2 separate regions of the Homo sapiens genome follow, and region 1 is linked to region 2. Evidence: read pairs that join two places in POLR2A ChIA-PET (ENCODE). Cell type or tissue: B cell. All regions are shown on one strand. Each heading gives the region's core, and the rest is flanking DNA. Links, peaks and the distances in the headings are about the cores only.

Region 1 (6,572 bases), core at 877-5,876, 410 kb after region 2:
CGTGTAAAGGCAGACAGGCCCGCGGTTGGCTGTGCATGCCTGTTCATGAAATACGGCGAGGTCAGGCGTGTAAAGGCAGACAGGCCCGCGGTTGGCTGTGCGTGCCTGTTCATGAAATACGGCGAGATCGGGCGTGTAAAGGCAGACAGGCCCGCGGTTGGCTGTGCGTGCCTGTTGATGAAATACGGCGAGGTCGGGCGTGTAAAGGCAGACAGGCCCGCGGTTGGCTGTGCGTGCCTGTTCATGAAATACGGCGAGGTCGGGCGTGTAAAGGCAGACAGGCCTGTGGTTGGCACACATGCTCAGTACCTACATGCTCCAACACACACTGCATGTATCATTACATATAGAATCCTCACCTGGGGGTGTGTCTCTTACTATTAAAATGAGCTGAACTTGGAGTGTAACTGTGTGTACAGTGTCCTGGAGAAGCCCCTGGCCCCTCCGAGGCAGGAATGTGTGGCTAAGAGCTTGGTGGGCTTTGGGTGCTGACTGGCTGGAGATTGGGGAAGCTACATCAGGAATAAGGTATCTTCATTGTCTTTCCCGGGCCTGTACCGGGCATCAGGAACTTGTAAGCATCCGGCTGTCGGCTGGTGTCCTGTGGGGCTGCTTACCTTGCGAAGCCTGCTGCAAAAGGGGCCCGGGGGCTTCACACAGGGAACAAGGACGTCAGTGTGGCCTCCTCATCCTACCGATCCTGCCTCAAGCTCATCTCAGGATCCCTAACTCAATTACATCTGCAAAGATCCTAGTTGCAATAAGTCACATGAGGACAGGCCCTTCTGAGATTAAACCCGGGCCAGAAGATGTGTTTCCGAGATCGGAGACAGAGGCCCATGTCCTGCTGACACTGTGTCTTGGGTCGCGGGAGGAGGACACCGTTCAGCCCACCACGGAAGGAAAGGCTTCCACGGGGAGGACCGGTCCAGCCGTCATTTTCTCCCCGTGGCCTCTCCCTCATCCCCAGCAGGAGCGCAGGAGGACAAGGCTGGGGGCTGAACTTCGGGGTGAGCGACTTGCCTTCCTCATTGATGGGCATTTGGGACTTGTTGGAAAATCTTTGCGCTCCTTTATCTTTTTCTTGGGGCTGGGTTGAGCCTTGCAGAAAAGCGAGATTTGGAAGAGTCATCCTGGTCTTCATTGTCTTCCATTTGCCAGCAGGTGGGCGACAGGGAGTTAAATAAAAACGCTTCAACTCCGCGCGTGTGGAAACGACCTGGCAGGATCTCCCTCGTACGACCTGCGAGGCGGACGCGGTTGGGATCCTCATTGTGCCGGAGACTGAGGCTCCCAATGGCTGTCGGTCTCGCCTGTGGGCGCCTGGGCTCGAACCTGGATCGGACCCTGGCGCTGCTCCCTGTCAGGAACATCTGCTGACGGCTGGTCCAGCATCCACGGGCCCCACTTCTAGGAGCCGCACCTGCCAGGCCCTGAGTCCAGCATGACGCGGTGGAGCATAAGCCAATCTGAGTGCCCTATTTCCTCTGGCCACAGCGATTGGTTCAGGGAAGAGCACGTCACCCAATCAGAGCCCAGCAGACACAGGGATGCTTTTCCTGCGTGTCCTGGGAAGACAGGTGGGTTTGCTGCCCTGGACTCAAACCCCTGGAAGGTTTGGACCTGCGGGGACACAGCCTCCGGCCACGCGGACACGGCCTCCGGCCATGCGGACAGGCCTTCCTGAGATTAAACTCAAGCCAGAAGGCTGGAGCCAAGAGAGGCAGGCAGAAGCCTGTGTCCCACTGACAAGTTTTGACCCCCGACCAAGCCGGGCCCGAAACCAAACACACCTGGACTTTTCCTACGGATGAGCCACCAGCCCCCTTCCTGCTTAGGCCATCCCGGCTCGGCTTCTTCATGTTGCTGCTGAGCGGAGAGCAGAGGATGCATCTGGAAGGTTCTGTTGCCCTGATCGCTCCTGGGCTCCTCACACGCTTCTCCGCGTGGCCAGCGTCCCGGGGGCCTCTGCGTCCATCTCTCAAACCTGTGCCATGAGCTTGCAGGGAGGCCTTCTGTTCCATGCAGGCGGCTTGTTTATAAAGCGAGTGGCCGCTGAGATCCATCAATAAAAGGCCGTCGATATTCTGGGGCAAGAAGTGGGTACCGAACATGGATTCTAAATCAAATGAGAGGTCATTGAGAATGAGTGCTGTAGGTGACAGGGATTCTCTGCCCCCACCTGCCCTCGTAAAGTCTGAAGAGGCTGGAGGCCCCCGGGAACGGTCACGCCATAAATCACTTGTCCTTGCTGCTTGCAAGTTCTTCAGCACAGGTGCATGTGGCCCCGCAGCCAGGCCCGAGACGCCTCCTGACCTAGTGATGGAGGGAGAAAGAAGGGTGGAGTCCACCACTGTCCCCCAGAGGCCAGCAGCTTCCTCCACTGCTCCGAGGAGGCGTAGGGGGCAGGCGTGAGTACTTCACGGGCCCAGCCGGTGCCTGTGGGGCCCCTTGAGTCTTCATTTGTCCCCTCATTACACAGATGTTTATAAAGTACCTGCTGTGTGCCGGGCACAGCCTGGGTTCTTGGTATAGAGCTGTCAATGGGACAGAAAAGGAGCTTGCTGTCAGGGCGCTCACGTTCCGGTCACGGGGGGAGACAGACCTGCAGGAACAAACAGGTACAGGGTGTGCGCTTGAGGACGGTGAGGGGGGCCACCCCATGGGACAGGACTTGCCACAGGCTTTCTGAGCAGCCCTGCCCCCCTCCCCCTGGGCTCTGGGAGTGCCTCTGCCCACCACCCCAACTCCAAAACCTCTCCTTTCCAACCTGCAGCCGCTCCTGCAGTCCGTCCTAGGACGTACTTCCTTTCTCAGGACTTTCTGTTTTACACATTTTGCAAGTTCATGAAAACTGTGCAATCCAAGCTTTTTCCTCTACAGATGAGTGGAGTGACGTTTTCTTGTCAGAAAGCATTTTTCTGAGTGATGAAATCTCCCTGGCTGAGCACCACAGCCCAGATAAATATGATGGTGGCGCACAGCCCTTGTCCCTTTGAAATTCTCACCAGAGGCTTGGAACCAGCTATGAGCCAGGGCGGGAAGTGGCTGCCTGTGCGGGTGGCTGGCTCCTTGGCTGTGCCCAGCTCCTCGGCTGTGCCCAGCAGCGCCGTCCCCAACGTGCTCCTGAAGCTGATGGCTGGGGTTGGAATCCAAGCACCTGCACTCATGGCCCACAGGGGAGGCTCCTGTCTGTGGAACGGGGACGTTCATCTCCTCTCGGGGTCGCTGTGAGCACGGGGTGGGCACAGGGGCCATGTGTGTGCTGAGTGCTGTGTTACTGTTACTAGTTTCTCTCTGGAACAGCTCTGGCCCCCGTACACCCTTGGCGTCTGGTTGTAGGGTCCAGGCCTTGTCCAGTGACCCTCGAAGGGTGCACCTGGCTCCCGGGGTCCCTCATGCTGCGCCCTGACCACACCCCAAACCGTGTCTCCTGCAGGTGCAGACAGATGAGCTATGGCTCCTGGGGTCCCTCATGCTGCGCCCTGACCGCACCCCAAACCGTGTCTCCTGCAGGTGCAGACAGATGAGCTATGGCTTCCGGGGTCCCTCATGCTGCGCCCTGACCGCACCCCAAACCGTGTTTCCTGCAGGTGCAGACAGATGAGCTACGCCCAGGACCTGCCCCAGGTCTCCGTGGTCTTCATCTTCGTCAATGAGGCGCTGTCGGTCATCCTGCGCTCCGTGCACAGCGTGGTCAACCACACGCCCTCCCAGCTCCTCAAGGAGGTCATCCTGGTGGACGACAACAGTGACAACGGTGAGTGGGCGGGGCCTCGGCACGGTGCTCGCCGGGCGGCTGCCTGTGGCTGGGTTGAGTTGGGGTTGGGTGGAGCCTCCGGGGGCAGAGCGACAGAGGACTGCACCCCATCTGTCCGCAGGGGCTCTAAACCTATGGGGGTCCCTCCTGCCTTCCAGCCTCTGTCATGGCTGCGTACGTGCTGTCCCCAGTGTGTGGCTGCCAGTGCCTCTCTCTGCCTCCATTATGCGGCCTCTCCCATGTGTCTGCATCCTCTCTTCTTCTCATGAGGACCCAGACTAGACACAGAGCTCACCCCAAATCCAGGAGGATTTCATCTCAAGATACTCAACCGGATACATCTACAAAGTCCCTGCTTCCTCTCCTCTCAGGCTCCGGGTGGAGATGAAGTTGGGGTCAGCCACCCCCTTCCACAGAGGCCAGTAGAGCTGAGCTCTCCAGAGTGCCAGTCACGCCTCCCACCTCTCTTGCCCACAGAGGCTCACACCAGAGCTTGGCTGGACAGAGCTCGCAGCTGGAGCCCAAGCCCCATGGTTCCTCAGCGCCACCCTCCTCAGCTTCAGGTCCCCTGAGGGCAGTGCTACTCACACCCTGTAGCACACAGGCTTGAAACCCCAAACAAGGATCTTGCACTGCCCCAGGCCTGTCCCCCATCTGCCCTTCCCAGGCGCAGAGCAGAGAGCCTGCAGCCGTGACACTCCCTCTGGAAATGGAGGAAAACATGGGGAGCCCCTTCCTGACCCCTCGTGGAGGCAGGAGGCTGTGCCATGGGGCTGTGGGGCAAGCTCTGGCCTGCAGCAGTGCCCTAGCCCAGCAGCACCGTCTACACTGGGGTCTGTGTGCAGAGGACTGAATGGCGTGGCTGCCCTCCTGAGCCCTGTCTCGCTGGAGAAGGTGGTGTGTGGGGAGGACCATCCAGTCCAGCTCGGCTACCTGTGTCTTGCCCTTGGCCACAGGGAGCTCCATCAGGACACCCTGCCCCCAGCATGGAAGGCCACGTTTGTGTGTCCACCCATCCATGCATGGACTTGGTTTTTTACAGCTGACTGCAGTCCTGTGTCTCCACAGCATGGGCTGCTGTCTGTCTCTCTGTCTGTCTGTCTGTCTGGTGTGTTTCCTTATTTGCTGTGTCTCCCACTGGAATGTCAGCATCATGAGGCTGGGGTCTCATCTCTCTGTGACCTCCACGCTGAACCACATGTGGTTCAGTGGGTCCTAAGAGAATGTTTACAATACACCCATCCCACACGCGGCACGCAGCATTTCCAGCCTTGGGTCTTGGTGGCCCCGCGCCTGCCAGCACCTGCCAGCGTGCTAAAGTCTTGTCTCTCCTCAGTGGAACTCAAGTTCAATCTGGACCAGTACGTCAACAAGCGGTACCCAGGCCTCGTGAAGATTGTCCGCAACAGCCGGCGGGAAGGACTGATCCGCGCGCGGCTGCAGGGCTGGAAGGCGGCCACCGCCCCAGTCGTCGGCTTCTTTGATGCCCACGTCGAGTTCAACACGGGCTGGTAAGGGCCGGAACAGGCTGGACAGCCAGTCTCAGCGGGTCCCCCTCCACCATCCCCCTCCTAAGCCGCCGTGCGGCTGCAGCCTGGCCGCTGGGTTGGCCCCGGGGCTGGGAGACTCGCCGTAGCCTTCAGGATCTGGGACTGAGAGCCACCACTGAGTCCACCTGTGCGGTTACCTCTGCGGCCTCTCTGTGTCCAGCTCCTGAATGCAAAACCACGGGAGGGCAGGCCCAGCACGCACCCAAGGACATGGCGCTTAGAAGCTCCCAGGCATGTGTATGAGGCTTGGTCTGTGCCCACCTTGCCCCAGGAGAATGTGACCCTGTCCTGACTCCAGCAGGCTCGGGTACCGTGTGTCCCCCGCGGGGTGGGAACCTCAGATCAGGTGGGGTGGGGCTAAGGTGCAGAAGTCCGGCCTCTCAGGCCCTGCTCAGTCACTGGAGATGGCCACGAGTGCCCCCGAGGCCTTAGCCTAGTGCAAGGGGCGTGGGAAGTGAGCTTCTGGGCTGAGGGGGTCACCTTGTGTATGGGGTCCTGGGGCCACCAGCACAAAGCAACCCCTTCTGGGCGGCTCGGAGCAGCAAGACTTCACCTCCTCACCGTTCTGGAGGCCCAGAGCCCGACTCCAAGGTGTGGGCAGGGCCCGACTCCAAGGTGTGGGCAGGGCCGAGTTTCCCCCAGAGGCTCCAGGCCCTTAAGGATCCCTCCCACCTCTCTCAGCTCCTGAGGGCTGCAGCCCCCACCTCCGACCCCCACGCCCTCCCTGTGTCTGTTTCTCCATCCCTGCCTTATGCAAGGACCCTTGTCATTAGAGTTGGGGCAGTCCAGGATGCCCCCAGGCAAACCCCAAAGCCAGCCCCACAGAGGGCACCTACGGGGTCCATAGTGCACTGGGTGTGTTCCCTGCACCCAGGCAGGCCCCGCGCCCACAATGCTCAGGGTGTGTTCCCCGCACCCAGGCAGGCCCCGCGCCCACAATGCACAGGGTGTTCCCCGCACCAGGGCCAGGACCCACCCCTGTCCACCCAACCACAAGGAAGACCCGGGAGGACATTTTCCCCACTTCCTGGAGAAACAAAAACTGAAGATTTAATATCAACTCTCCTGACTCATTTTTCAACTCAGGGAAATATGGGCTGTTGTCACTGCAGGGGGCCTTGGTGGGAAGGGCCAGCTGATGTTTGATCTCAGTGTTACACGGAGGCTGGGACTGTCATGATTGGCTGGGACACCCCACTGCATGTGACCTTGGGCCTCCTGCTGGGTCCCCGGGGAACCTGGCGTTTTGGGGCTTCTTAAAG
Region 2 (5,290 bases), core at 291-5,290:
ACTACCTGTACATGAAGTACGTCCACCCATTCATCTTTGCTCTGTGCACCATTATTCCCATGGAGCCCGACGAGGTGAGCATTATCTGTCCTGTCGGCACCCTGGCCTCCTCAGCCCTTGCCCCATTCCAAATGCACTGGAGCTGAATGGAGGTGGATGTCCCAGGAGTGCTGGCACCAGAGGCGGCAGTAGAATTCTGGTGTGTGACGTCAGGGATGTCCTTTGGGAATTCTCTGGCCCTGGTGTGAGGAAGAAACCACAGGAGGCAGAATTTGCAGCCATTTACCACGAGGTTTTCTCTCCTTTCACACTGAAGTTCAGCTTAGGTTCCTGGACTTTGCCTGCAAGTCAGGGCCTTTGGTGTTGCTTTTGGCTGGAAGCCTTGGTTTCTCTTGCAGGTGCTGCGGAAGGGCTCTGGCACTCTGTGTGAGGCCTTGCTGATGGTGCAGGCCTTCCACGCCAACATCATCTTCCCCAACAAGCAAGAGCAGGAGTTCAATAAGCTGACGGACGACGGACACGTGCTGGACTCTGAGACCTACGTCGGGGGCCACGTGGAGGCCCTCGAGTCTGGGGTTTTCCGCAGCGATATCCCTTGCCGGTTTAGGATGGTGTGCTTCTTCCCTGGGATTCAGATTCTTCCCACTCTTGTGCTGTGGTAGGACCCAGAAGCTGCAGGGGCTGAAATAAAGCCCCTTCTCCCCATCCTGTCCCACGGCCCCTCACCGGGTGTGGCTTCTCTGGCCCAGCACCCCCCGGGGGCTTCTTTAGGGCAGTGCACTGCAGATTGTGCACATGAGTCCTTCCGGAGCTTTCTCGGGCACAACCTGCCACGTGCAGCCACAGCGTCAAACCTGAGGCAGGCTAGTGTGGGTGTGTTTCCCCTCTGACCCCGTCGTCTCACTGTTGTGCTAGAATCCTGCCGCCTTTGACTTCCTGCTGCAGCGGGTTGAGAAGACCTTGCGCCACGCCCTTGAGGAAGAGGAGAAAGTGCCTGTGGAGCAAGTCACCAACTTTGAAGAGGTAACCATCAGGGAGGCAGGAAGAGCCAGTCTGTGTTTGGCGCCTTCTTCACAGACCACGTCTTTCAGCAGCACGTTTATTGTGCACCTGCTGCGTGTGGTGCTGTGGACGGATGACACAGGGTCTCTGGTGGGACAGGGCAGTCATGGTTGTGACGTGTGATGCTGTCACAAGGTCGGAGGGCTTCATGAGAGGTGGGGTGTGAGCTGCTCCTGAAATGCAGTAACATGGAAGGTGGGTCCTGGTGGGATGTATCCCGTGTCCTGTTTTAAAGCATTAGGACTTTATTTTATAGGCACTGGGGAGCCATTGGAGGTTTTAAATTTTATTTACTTTTTGTTGTTGAGACTTAAAAATGACAGTAAATTCCTACAAATGACAGGATTAGTGACTGTAAAATCTGTTTACATAATGGTTAGAAAGCACACTTACAAAGTGTGTTATGTGACTGGAGAGGGAGACACCAGTTCTTCTCTGATCCCTGTTCCTCAGGACATGGCACATCTCAGGTCTTTTTTTTTTTTTTTTTTTTTTTTCCCTTTTTGAGATGGAGTCTCGCTGTTGTTGGCCTGGGCTGGAGTGCAATGGCATGAGTTTGGCTCACTGCAACCTCTGCCTCCCGGGTTCAAGCAATTCTCCTGCCTCAGGCTCCCCAGTAGCTGGGATTACAGGCATCCGCCACCACACCTGGCTAGTTTTTGTATTTTTAGTAGAGACAGGGTTTCACCATGTTGTCCAGTCTGATCTTGAACTCCTGACCTTGTGATCCGCCTGCCTTGGCCTCCCAAAGTGCTGGGATTACAGGTGTGAGGCACCGCGCCTGGCCTATCTCAGGTCTTTATGTCAGGCACTGTGCAGCACTACATCATGTTCAGTGAGGTTGCTGGTTTAGAGTTTTTAACAGTTTTCACATTGATGCCAAGAAACTTTTTTTTTTTTTTTTTTTTTTTTTGAGACGGAGTCTTGCTCTGTCACCCACACTGGAGTGCAATGGCATGATCTCGGCTTACTGCAACCTTTGCCTCCTGGGTTCAAGCGATTCTCCTGTCTCAGCCTCCTGAGTAGCTGGGATTACAGGTGCCCACCACCATGCCTGGCCAATTTTTGTATTTTTAGTAGAGATGAGGTTTCACCACGTTGGCCAGGCTGCTTTCGAACTCCTGACTGTAAGTGATCTGCCCACCTCAGCCTCCCAAAGTGCTGGGATTACAGGTGTGAGCCACTGTGCCTGCCCTCAAGAAACATCTTGTAATAGATTCACTAGTCAAAATTTAAACAAGAATATGTGTACACTCTTGGCAAGCTGTGAAGCACTGTTTGGCTATTGTCAGCCACATCCATTATTATACTTCAGGGAACTCTTATGAACCGATCAGGAAGAGAGCCTTGTCTGAATAACAAATAGGAGTTAAAGAATGTCGGCCATGGCCGGGCACGGTGGCTCACGCCTGTAATTCCAGCACTTTGGGAGGCCGAGGTGGATCACGAGGTCAGGAGATTGAGACCATCCTGGCTAACACGGTGAAACCCCGTCTCTACTAAAAAAATATAAAAAAATTAGCCGGGCGTGGTGGCGGGCACCTGTAGTCCCAGCTACTCGGGAGGCTGAGGCAGGAGAATAGCAAGAACCCGGGAGGCGGAGCTTGCAGTGAGCCGAGATCGCTCCACTACACTCCAGCCTGGGCAGCCTGGAATCCCAGCATTTTGGGAGGCTGAGGCGGGTGGATCACCTGAGGTCAGGAGTTTGAGACCAGCCTGGCCAACATGGAGAAACCCCGTCTCTACTAAAAATACAAAAAAAAATTACCCAGGCGTGGTGGCGAGACGTCTCAGAATCTGAGACAGAGTTTCACTCTTGTTGCCCAGGCTGGAGTGCAATGGCATGATCTCGGCTCACCACAACCTCTGCCTCCTGGGTTCAAGAGATTCTCCTGCCTCAGCCTCCTGAGTAGCTGGGATAACAGGCGCTTGCCACCACGCCTGGGTAATTTTTTTTTTGTATTTTTAGTAGAGACAGGGTTTCTCCATGTTGGCCAGGCTGGTCTCGAACTCCCGACCTCAGCTGATCTGCCCGCTTGGCCTCCCAAAGTGCTGGGATTACAGGCGTGAGCCACCGCGCCCGACCTAGAAGCAGATATTTAAAGTCTTTAAGAAACAGTGAGATGGGCAGGTAGAGTGAGGCTGGAGGTGTGGTAGATGTGAGGATGCCAGGCTCCCTGGTGAGTGAGGAAGAGAGCTCTGTAGATGTGAGGACGCCAGGCTCCCTGGTGAGTGAGGAAGGGAGCTCTGTAGATGACATTGTCCTGTTAGCGATTCCTAAGTCCTCGCAAGTGCCCTTGAAAGGGAAGCCCAGGATCGCCTTTGTGTCCCTGAAGGGTCACCTGTTGGGCGGAGGGTGGCTGGGGGGATGTCAGCAGGGGCTCACAGCCACGTGGGGCATGTCCAGGTGGTGTCCCCACCATGGAAACTTGGCCATTCACTTGTCCCAGCCCATCCTCCCCTTCTTGACTGGACAGCCTTTCAGAACACGCCGTTACTGGGCAGAGAAGGGTGCAGTGGAGGCTCTTCCCCGGCTGATTCGTTTATCTGTAATTCAAGTAGAAACAATAGGTGTTACTGTTGTGGTATTTCCTGTTCTATGGAATAGATGTTATTCCTTGTAATCACTTTTTTCTTAAAATTTTAGGTGTGTTTTCTATTTTTACTACTTTGGAGGGTTTTAAGGATTTTTCTTTTTCTTTTTTTTTTTCTGAAACAGGATCTGGCTCTGTTGCCCAGGCTGGAGTGCAGTGGTGCAATCTGGGCTCACTACAGCCTTGACCTCACGGGCTCAAGCGATTCTTCCACCCCAGCGTTCCGAGTAGCTGGGACTACAGGTGCCACCGCCACACACGGCTAATTTTTTATTTTTTATAGAGACGGGGGTCCCACTGTGTTGCTCAGGCTGGTCTCGAACTCCTGGGCTCAAGTGATCCTCTGGCCTCGGTCTCCGAAAGTGCTAGGATTACAAGCATGAACCACTGCACCTGGCCTAAGGATTTTTTTTAATACTAAGGAGAGTTTAGTGTTCAAGTAATTTTCTAATGACTCCACCAAATTTAATGTATTTCATAGAAATGATGGCAACCCTTCTTAACTTTTTTCTTCTGGCTAGTTTTTGCTCTATTTATATATTTTTCAGCTTTTTCCTCTCCTGAATGTCTAAAAGGGGTTGGTGAACTGCACACGAGGCAAGCTTGGTCACCAGCCTCTACTGAGTTTCGCTTTCTCTGCAGGTGTGTGATGAGATTAAGAGCAAGCTTGCCTCCCTGAAGGACGTTCCCAGCCGCATCGAGTGTCCACTCATCTACCACCTGGACGTGGGGGCCATGTACCCCAACATCATCCTGACCAACCGCCTGCAGGTGAGACTTTACTTCCCGTGTCAGAGTCGGAGCTCTCTCTGCCCAGCCCTAAGTGCTTTCTCACCCCTCCCAGCCCTCTGCCATGGTGGACGAAGCCACCTGTGCTGCCTGTGACTTCAATAAGCCTGGAGCAAACTGCCAGCGGAAGATGGCCTGGCAGTGGAGGGGCGAGTTCAGTGAGTGTCGGCCGCCTGGGTGGGCACTCGGTGGGAAACGGGTGGGTGAGTGTCGGCCGCCTTTCTCCACTTGGTGGGAAGCCGGTGTGTCTGTGCCTCCTTTTGAACTTGCCCCCATTGCCTCCTTCCCAGTGCCAGCCAGTCGCAGCGAATACCATCGGATCCAGCACCAGCTGGAGTCAGAGAAGTTCCCCCCCTTGTTCCCAGAGGGGCCAGCTCGGGCCTTTCATGAACTGTCCCGCGAGGAACAGGCGAAATACGAGAAGAGAAGGCTGGCGGGTGAGTGCCTGGGCATGGTCACGGCTGTAAAGATGTGGCTCCTGCTCCCACTTTCTGTTCTTACTGGGCTGCGTTGGTCCATCCCAGCTGGGGCCCCAGAGGTGTTGTCACAGCAGACCAGAAGCTGCTCTAGGTCACTGTAAGCTGTGCTCTCACTGCAGGGTCCTTTATTTGCTTCCCCATCTGCAAGTGTTAGACACTGCTGCTCTGTGGTCTTGGGGTATTTGGCCTGTTCCTACCCCTGGGCTGTCCTATTTCTTTCTTTTTTTTTTTGAAATGAGGTCTCACTCTGTCACCCAGGCTGGAATGCAGTGGTGTGATCTTGGCTCACTGCAGCCTCAACCTCCCAGGCACCGGCAATCCTCCCATCTCAGCCTCCTAAGTAGCTGGGACTACAGGTGTGCGCCA

The links. ChIA-PET counts read pairs that join two places held together with the same protein. Peaks named below come from ENCODE experiments on the same cell type or tissue, not always from the same donor. Only the 100,000 strongest peaks of a DNase experiment are listed, where the experiment ranks them.
Region 1: POLR2A ChIA-PET joins it to region 2 with 10 read pairs; 2 of 35 experiments call an interaction of 5 or more read pairs at or near these places.

The regions. Positions count from the first base shown.
Region 1 is chr12:132,259,647-132,266,218 of GRCh38, reverse strand. GALNT9 (polypeptide N-acetylgalactosaminyltransferase 9) reads left to right here. Exons shown (of 11, transcript NM_001122636.2): 3 at 3,594-3,760; 4 at 5,097-5,271. Among named protein-coding and RNA genes, the nearest start is that of GALNT9-AS1, 12 kb to the left of the region's middle. In B cell, for the core only: no CTCF peak of the experiment used is centred there; a DNase peak (open chromatin) is centred at 3,668.
Region 2 is chr12:132,667,948-132,673,237 of GRCh38, reverse strand. It overlaps POLE (DNA polymerase epsilon, catalytic subunit), which reads left to right. Exons shown (of 49, transcript NM_006231.4): 14 at 1-74; 15 at 399-611; 16 at 916-1,023; 17 at 4,299-4,427; 18 at 4,501-4,603; 19 at 4,736-4,882. Among named protein-coding and RNA genes, the nearest start is that of POLE, 17 kb to the left of the region's middle. In B cell, for the core only: no CTCF peak of the experiment used is centred there; no DNase peak of the experiment used is centred there.